Regions from separate parts of the Homo sapiens genome. Here region 1 is linked to region 2. The links are chromatin loops, found by intact Hi-C in ENCODE. Cell type or tissue: endothelial cell of umbilical vein. All regions are shown on one strand.

The links. Hi-C counts contacts between places; a loop is a spot of excess contacts. Peaks named below come from ENCODE experiments on the same cell type or tissue, not always from the same donor. Only the 100,000 strongest peaks of a DNase experiment are listed, where the experiment ranks them.
Region 1: a loop joins it to region 2, with 19 times the contacts of the local background. A loop is called at or near these places in 1 of 110 quality-filtered maps.

What each region holds. Positions count from the first base shown.
Region 1 is chr5:113,366,182-113,370,181 of GRCh38, forward strand. All of the region lies in intron 2 of MCC (MCC regulator of Wnt signaling pathway), which reads right to left. Among named protein-coding and RNA genes, the nearest start is that of TSSK1B, 67 kb to the right of the region's middle. In endothelial cell of umbilical vein, no CTCF peak of the experiment used is centred here; a DNase peak (open chromatin) is centred at 1,640.
Region 2 is chr5:113,222,351-113,226,350 of GRCh38, forward strand. The region is part of intron 3 of MCC (MCC regulator of Wnt signaling pathway); the gene reads right to left. Among named protein-coding and RNA genes, the nearest start is that of TSSK1B, 210 kb to the right of the region's middle. In endothelial cell of umbilical vein, no CTCF peak of the experiment used is centred here; a DNase peak (open chromatin) is centred at 2,331; H3K27ac peaks cover 1,070 bases.

The DNA of each region.
Region 1 (4,000 bases), 140 kb after region 2:
CCTAGATGTTCATTTGGTTCCTTTTTTGAATCTGCTTTGTCTTTTTGGTTTTCTTTTTTTCTAGCTTAGATTTTCTTTCTGGACACAGTAAGTGTAATTATATTCTGAATTTGATAATTTCAATAAATGAAATCTTAGTAGGTTTTTTTTTATGTTAATTCTTGCTCATGTGTGTAGTCTCTTTATATACTAAGTAATTGTAGAAACTGAATTGCCCATATTCTCTGGAGAATTATTTGTGGATATTCTTTTAGAACTGCTTTAATCACCTCCAAGGCAATTTTCCTTTTAATATTTCGAGGGTAATATATGGGTAGAATACTTCTGTTCAACCTAAGCCAGAATATATAGCCCTCTAGGCTTCTAGATTTTTTAAAAAACGATTTGTCTTATTTGATTTCCTACCTGAGAAGACGCTGAAATTTGTCTTCTGTTCCCAGAGTCCATAAGGTCATGTAATTTTTATGAGGTTCAGACAATAAGTAAGAGTGGCTTGGTGTGCAAGGTTTCCTCATTTACTTAGATTTTAGACTCATACATCTTTACTCTTTTGCTGGATATTCAGCATGTTTAAAGGAGAAGGTTAAAAATATAGTTATTTCAGCTTTTTAAAATTATTTATTTATTTACTTATTTTTTGAGACAGGATCTTACTCTATCACCCAGGCTGGAGTGCAGTGGTGCGATCATACTCATTGCAGTCTTGACCTCCTGGGCTCAAGTGATCCTACCACCCCAGCTTCCCAAGTAGCTGGGACCACAGCTGTGCACCACCATGTCTGGCTAATTTTTAAAATTTTTTGTAGATACAGGGTCTCCCTATGTTGCCCAGACTGGTCTCGAAATCATGGGCTCAAGATCCTCACTCCTCAACCTCCCAAAGTGTTGGGATTACAGGTGTGAGCTGCTGTACCTAGCTTTATTTCAGCTTTTAAAGTTATTTTCAGCTGAACAATATATTCTGATATTTAATCATGTTAATTGATATGGAAATCAATATTCATTATGTAAATAATGAATATGCAAATTATTATAATGAAAATACATATTTACAGATAAGCCGAGTTTTTTTTCTTGAACAATTTTTTTATTTCCTTGGGACTAATTTTTTTGTATTTTCATTTGTTTAGTTTTCTAAGCATCATGAGTTCAGCCTCAAATTCTTAGCCAATTATCTAAGTCTTTTCTCAATAATTTAAGATGTACATATATTCCATCAAATTTAGTGTGAAGGCTTTCTCCTGGAGCTTTTTTTACCTACTCTTCTGGACTTGCTCCAATGTCCATTATGTTTCACTTCTCATCTGTTTTCATTCTCTTTCATGTTTCTGTTACTGACTAGAGGTTCTTGATTTCTCATTGCAATAGAAATTGACATGAGGCCAAAAGAATTTTCCCAGACAAGCCTTCATTAAAACTTATGCTTGGGCATAAGGAAGGCAGAGGGTGGGGGGGGGGAAGAGAGAGAGAAAGAGAGAGAGAGAGAGCGAGAGAGAGAATCCCCTGACTGACTCTGAAAAGAGCCAGTAGGGCTTTTTTATTAGACTAAGCAAAGGAAATGACATCAGGGTAGGGTATGCTGGCTGAGGGGTAGGGCATATAGGTCAGCATTATCTGGTCATTAGAGTTATCTTGAGTAATGGGCCACCTGGTGGTCTGGCCAGTGGCAACAAGACTATAAATCAATTGTCCAACATTCCTTACTGAGGGGGGACACTGCAACCTTGCTTATCTCCTAAGGCCAGTTCCTAGAATTATTTAAGTAAAAGGACTATAGCAGTGAGGTAGTAGTGTGGGTTTTATGATCAGTGGGAATACATGAAAGAATGCTCTAGTAGGGGTAAGCTGAAGCCAAGCCCCATCTCTACTCAGTCTCATTTCCAAATACAGAAAATATTTATATTCTATTCTAACATTTCATTAATAATTTGATTGGTAAGGGATTCTAGGTTGGAAATAATTTTTCTTCACAATTTTGCGTTGGTCACTTAACATCCAGCATTTGTGAGATGTCTGAAGCTATTCTGATACTGAATATTTTGAATTTGTCCTGTTTTGATTTCCTCTCTGAAAATTTGAAGAATCTTTTCTTTGTCCCTAGTGTTATAAAATTTCATAATTGGTCAGAGTTTATCTTTTATGCTAGGATACTTCCCAGGCACTTTTATCAATAAACACATACTTCTCTTTGAAGGAAAATTTCATAGACTATTTTGTTGATGATGTTTTTCCCTTTGTTTTCTTTGTTTACTCTTTCTAGAATGCCTATTATCTGAACGGTGAACATCCTGCATCAGCACTCTAACTTTCTTACCTTTTCTTTCCTATGTTCTATTTCCTTGTCTTTTCCCTCCTTTCTCTGGAAGATATTCTAATCTTTATTTCTTATTTTTTCCCACTGAATTTATCATTATGATATTCTCCGTATAGGAGAAAAAGTGTTTTTTTTTTTCCTATTCTTTCACTCAACAACAAGCAACATGGAAGATTTCTGTGACCAAATATGTGGGGATGTTTCCCCACCAACAAGCAAGGAATCAGTTCTGCAGTGGATGCTAACTGAGTGTCCTCTAATTCAATTCAATTCTTATACTATCTACCTAGAGAGAGCATCAGCTCCCACAGGCTGAGGGTTCAGTCCCTCAAGATGCCCACCCTGCCACCCTGCCTTAGATGCCAACCACAAGCTCCAGGTTGTTTTACCTGTACTTCTAATCAACTGGGTATAAAAGTGGGTTCCCACAATCTTTTCCTTGGATTTGATTAATTTGCTAGAGTGGCTCACAGAACTCAGGGAAACATGTTTACCAGTTTATTACAAAGGATATTGTAAGGGAAACAGATGAAGAGATGCATGGGTAAGGCATGTGGGAGGGGACGTAGAGCTTCCATGCCCTGTGTTCAGCTATCCAGAAACTCTCTGAATCCAGTCCTTTTTTTTTTAATGGACACTTCATTACATAGGCATGATTGATTATCACTGACCATTGGTGATCAACTTAACCTTGAGCCCCTCTTCCCTCCCCAGAGGTTGGGGGCTGGGGCTTAAAGTCCCAACTCCATAATCCTGCCTTGGTCTTTTCAGTGACCAGCCTCATCCTGAAGCTACCTAGGGGCTGCCAACCATCAGTCAACTCATTAGCACATAAAAATACCTCACATTTGGAGATTTTAAGGATATGAAGTGTTGTATGCCAGAAAATAAGGACAAAGACCAAATATATATTTTATAATATCACAAATATATTTTTCCAGAGTTTAAAAAATGCCTCTTTTACCCCATTCTTTTTCATGGATACAACATTTTCTTCTCTTTTTCAGAGTATATTAATGGTAGATTTTTTGAGTGTTCTCTCTGCAGAGTCTCTGTTCCCTTTAAGTTACTTTTTCTATTGATTTGGTCTCTATCTTTTATTTTAGAGGAATTCTTCAGATGTTTGTTGCTCTTTGGTTGTTTCCACCTTTGGGCTACATAACCTATTTAAGCTCTGAGATCTCAGCTCACCATTCTTAAAACTATGGTAGTCTGTTGGGCCCAATTTAGGAAACGCTGATCTATGTCATACTAAATGAACTTTATCAGACCAGGCATAGACAAAAGTGAAACAGACAAAATGTGCTTTTCATAAGCCCTACCTCCCTCTCCCTTCCTTAGGTTTCTTCCATAACTCTAATCCTCCCTCACCCTACTTCTTTCCTTCAAAATCTCTCTCTTGTCTGTTTCCCTCATTAAAACTGATTCAAGTAAAAAATCTATCATTTTATTCATACACAGTATGAATGACTGATAAGACTAAACATATTCTCTGGTATTTGGTTGTTAAAACAAGAACAAAAGTATTTCTTGGGGATAAACCAAAGGAATAAACTCTGAGGATATAACTTAGTCAACATCAATGCAAATCAGCAGAAAGGTGTAAGAAACAGACAACTCCCTAAATAAAAGCAAACCTCTTATTCTACACAGTTGGCAATGGAGGGAGAATCTCCACAATGGATG
Region 2 (4,000 bases):
AAAGATATTGTATTGCTCTGTACTTTTCTTTCATTGTAATACATTTTCTGATTTTGGCATTAAGGTAATCTTGGCCTCATAAAGTTCCTAAGTATTCCCTCTACTTCAATTTTTTTGGAAAGAATTTATGTAGAGTTGGTATTATTTCTTTCTTAAATGAATTCACCAGTGAATCTAGGTCCTATCTTTAGTAATATCCAAAGTCACAAAGCCAACTACAACTCATTTGTCAGATATTAAATGTATTAACAGGATAAAAATACATTTGTAATGGAATGTATAAGAAGAAGAGATTAATTCTCACTGGGGGAGAAACGAAGAGAATATTCAAATCACATTTTGAAATGGCACATATTTCTGTTGTTTGACTTATGGGGCAATGATACAGTGTCAAACACTCTGCTAGGAGCTGGGAATGCAAAAGTGACCAAGATACAACCCCTATCCTCAAGGGGACCACTGCACCCAGTGCACTGTCAGGGGAAGGAGATATGGTAAAAAGAACACACAACCCTGGGGTAGGATGTAGGAGTCTTCAAGGAAGGCTCTCCTGTGGGTATGATACCTGAGCCAATCAGAGATTACAAAGGCGAAGAAGGCAAGGACTATTCCACCCATCATTGCAACTCAGCACCTAGGGCTCAGATATTTTTCTGCAGGTGAGCTTTGCCAGACTACTGTGAGGAAGTCAAAATGTGTATCCCAGGCAGCCAGGACTTCATTGACAGGGACGGTGACACACGTATAAAAATGGGACGCAAACGAAGCTGTCAGGGCGGCTTCCAGTGTGATACAGGGAGTGCAAGAAGATGAGGCTGAGAGGCAGGCAGGAGATTTATCATGCAACGTCTCATGTGCCTAGGGCAGGGCAATGAGAGCAGAAGTTGCTGATGGCCCATAAGCATGTTCTGTTTGTGAAATACTTGAATTAATTACCAAAGTTTAAAACTCTGGGACTTCACAAACAAAGTTGGGTTTTTGCCTTCTCTTAAGAACATCTAGCCATACAAAATCCATGATCCCTAGAGTTGAAAAGTACCTGTTCCCCTTGGAGCTCTTCTAGTTCTCCAAGGTCTCAACATATTCTGGCCCTGGGGATGCGTTTGAATTTCTGAAACTGCTATTAGATAACATCACTCTGGTGATACTGCCAAGCCTGTAACAGGAAGACTGGTGGCAAAGACAGGGCAGGAGATCCAACAAGTCTATATTAAGGCAGTGGAAGTAGGGACTGGAAAGGAAGAGAGGCTACTTGAGAATTTTTTTTAAAGCAGGGATTAAATGGTAATTCGATAAAGGGAAAGGGAGAGGGAGAAGTCAAAGTTCCTAGCCTAGACCACAGAATGACCGATCTACAAAGAAGGGCAGAAACTGGTAAACTGGTCAGGGCAAGAGGAGCACAAGGGCAGAGAAAATGATGCCTCATTTGTTCATAGGTTTGTTTCTGTTACCTGGCTAGAGATTTGACATTTAACCAACAAATAAGTACTTCATTTTCAGTACATCTAGCCCAAAACTGGCACTCCCCACAAACCTTCTGTTCCACGTACTGGCATTTTCTCCCTGCTTGCAGGCCAAGGACTCCTAGACCTTCCCCATGTGAATCACAAACTCCTTGCTCTGCTGCTACACCAACCAGCAACACTTCCTGGGACTCACCATTTCAGATCTTTTACAAACAATAACTCAAGGAATGCTCATACCAATTCTTGGAGGAGTAGGTATTGTTATATAGTTTTTGTTTTGTTTTGTTTGAGACAGAGTCTCACTCACTCACTCTGTCACCCAGGCTGGAGTGCAGTGGTGTGATTTCGGCTCACTGCAACCTCCGCCTCCCAGGTTCAAGTGATTCTCCTGCCTCAGCCTTCCGAGTAGTTGGGATCAGGCACGCGCGACCACATCCGGCTAATTTTTGTGTTTTTAGTAGAGATGGGGTTTCACCATGTTGGCCAGACTGGTCTGGAACTCCTGGCCTCAAGTGATCAGCCCGTCTCGGCCTCCCAAAGTGCTAGGATTACAGGCGTGAGCCACTGCCTCTGGCCAAGTATTGTTATATAGTTTTTATAGTGAATGCATGCCAACTATTTTTCTTTATTCAAAGTCTGAATTGGAGGGGCCTGAAACAAAAACGCCTGTTTTCCTCACAGGAACTGCCCTCGTCCTTAAGCATTTTCTAATGGTGGCATAACCACTGAATCTTTTAACAGCACTGTGGGAAGATCAGAAGACTTTAAAGGCTCCCAGACTTGGTCAACTGTATGTTTTCCTCTGTGTAAATTCCAAAAGTATCACCACTAATCCAAACAACAGCTCTTCAAGCAGGAGTTAATAGAGGAAAAACCTCAACTGAAAGGTCAGGAAAAGGACTTTCCTGAAGTACAAATAATGGCCATGTGTGGTTGCTACTAAGTTCAAATCTTTTACAGATGCAACAAGATAAGTCTAAGTTCACACTCCTGTTCGCAAAAACAATCCAACCAGGGAATACGAAAATGACTCCTTAGGAAAAGATTTGCCACATCATCAATTACATAGGGCAGACAGGCTGAAAATTGAACAGAAGGTGGTATGTGGACCATGATCTGAGAGGTACCCAGACAGGATATAAGAAATGTAGGAGTGGTGACCCTGTTCCTAGTTGATCTTATACTCGGTTAAAAATAAAAAGAAGCTGAAGAATGAGGCCACATCCAGAAGAGCCAAGCGACTGACATGTCTGTGTAATACTTTATTTATCATCCAAAGCCTTATATACATTGCTTTACTTGGTGACAACCTCTGAGCTGAGCACTTCCAGATTCTTACATAGAGTCAAAGATGTCAACATCATAACACTAGTTCCGATCTGACTTCACGTATGACACTTATGTGTTTTCCTGTATATTCTGTTGAACTAATTTTATTGACGAATTTTCTTCTAAAATTACCCTCAACGTATTCTGACAGCCACCAACCTAAAGATCTCAGTTCCAATCCACCCAGGCAGTCATCACTTGAATTCTGCCACCATTTAGAATTGCTCTACCTCTAAGAGCTCAGTGTCAAGATTCTCTTCTTCAACAAAAACTTCTCAACCACCCTTCCACTTTCCCCACCTCACTCTTACTAAACTTTCTCTGGGCCTCCCGAGTTACCTTCTGGAATTTACTGAAAGCTGGTGACACTGATGACATTCTCCTAGTCATTCCCTCTGAATACTCACACCCTCATACAGCCTGAACTTAAAGAGTACTTCATGAATATATGCTCCATGGAGTCCTTCACCTCCTTGATCTTCTAACACAATTACAGTAAGAGGATAAGAATCACTACCCAGGAAACCTATACCAGGCACCTCCTCTGTTCCTGGTTCACTGACATGTGCTGTATAGTCACAAACACAGGCTCACAGGCATCCCAGGAAGCAGTGAGAACAATGGAATGTCAGAACCAGAAAGGATATTAGGTGATTACATCTGATGTCTTGACTTTAGCGATGAAAAAACCAAGGTTAAAGTGAGAGAGCTGGCAGGTGGTAGAGGTAACACAAGAAACGTCTTGGGCCAGGCGTGGTGGCTCATGACTATAATCCCAGCACTTTGGAAGGCCAAGGCAGGCGGATCACTTGAGGCCAGGGGTTCCAGACCAGACTGGCCAGCATGGCAAAACCCTGTCTCTATTAAAAATACAAAACAAATTAGCCAGGTGCGGTGGCAGGTGCCTGTAATTCCAGCTACACAGGGGGCTGAGGCTGGAGAATTGCTTGAACCCGCAAGGCGAAGGTTGCAGTGAGCCACAATTGTGCCACCATACTCCAGCCTGGGCTCTGTCTCTAAACAAACAAACAAACAAACATTTTCTTCCCCCAACCCCAGAAAGCTAACACAAGAAACCTTTCTGGAGAGGAAAAAAAGTTTTATTGGGATAAATTTATTCTATTCCATGGAATGGAACTGAGGGGCCAGGATGGGACCAAAAACAATGACTCACAAGGGATGAATGTAACTGGAAAGGCAGGAGC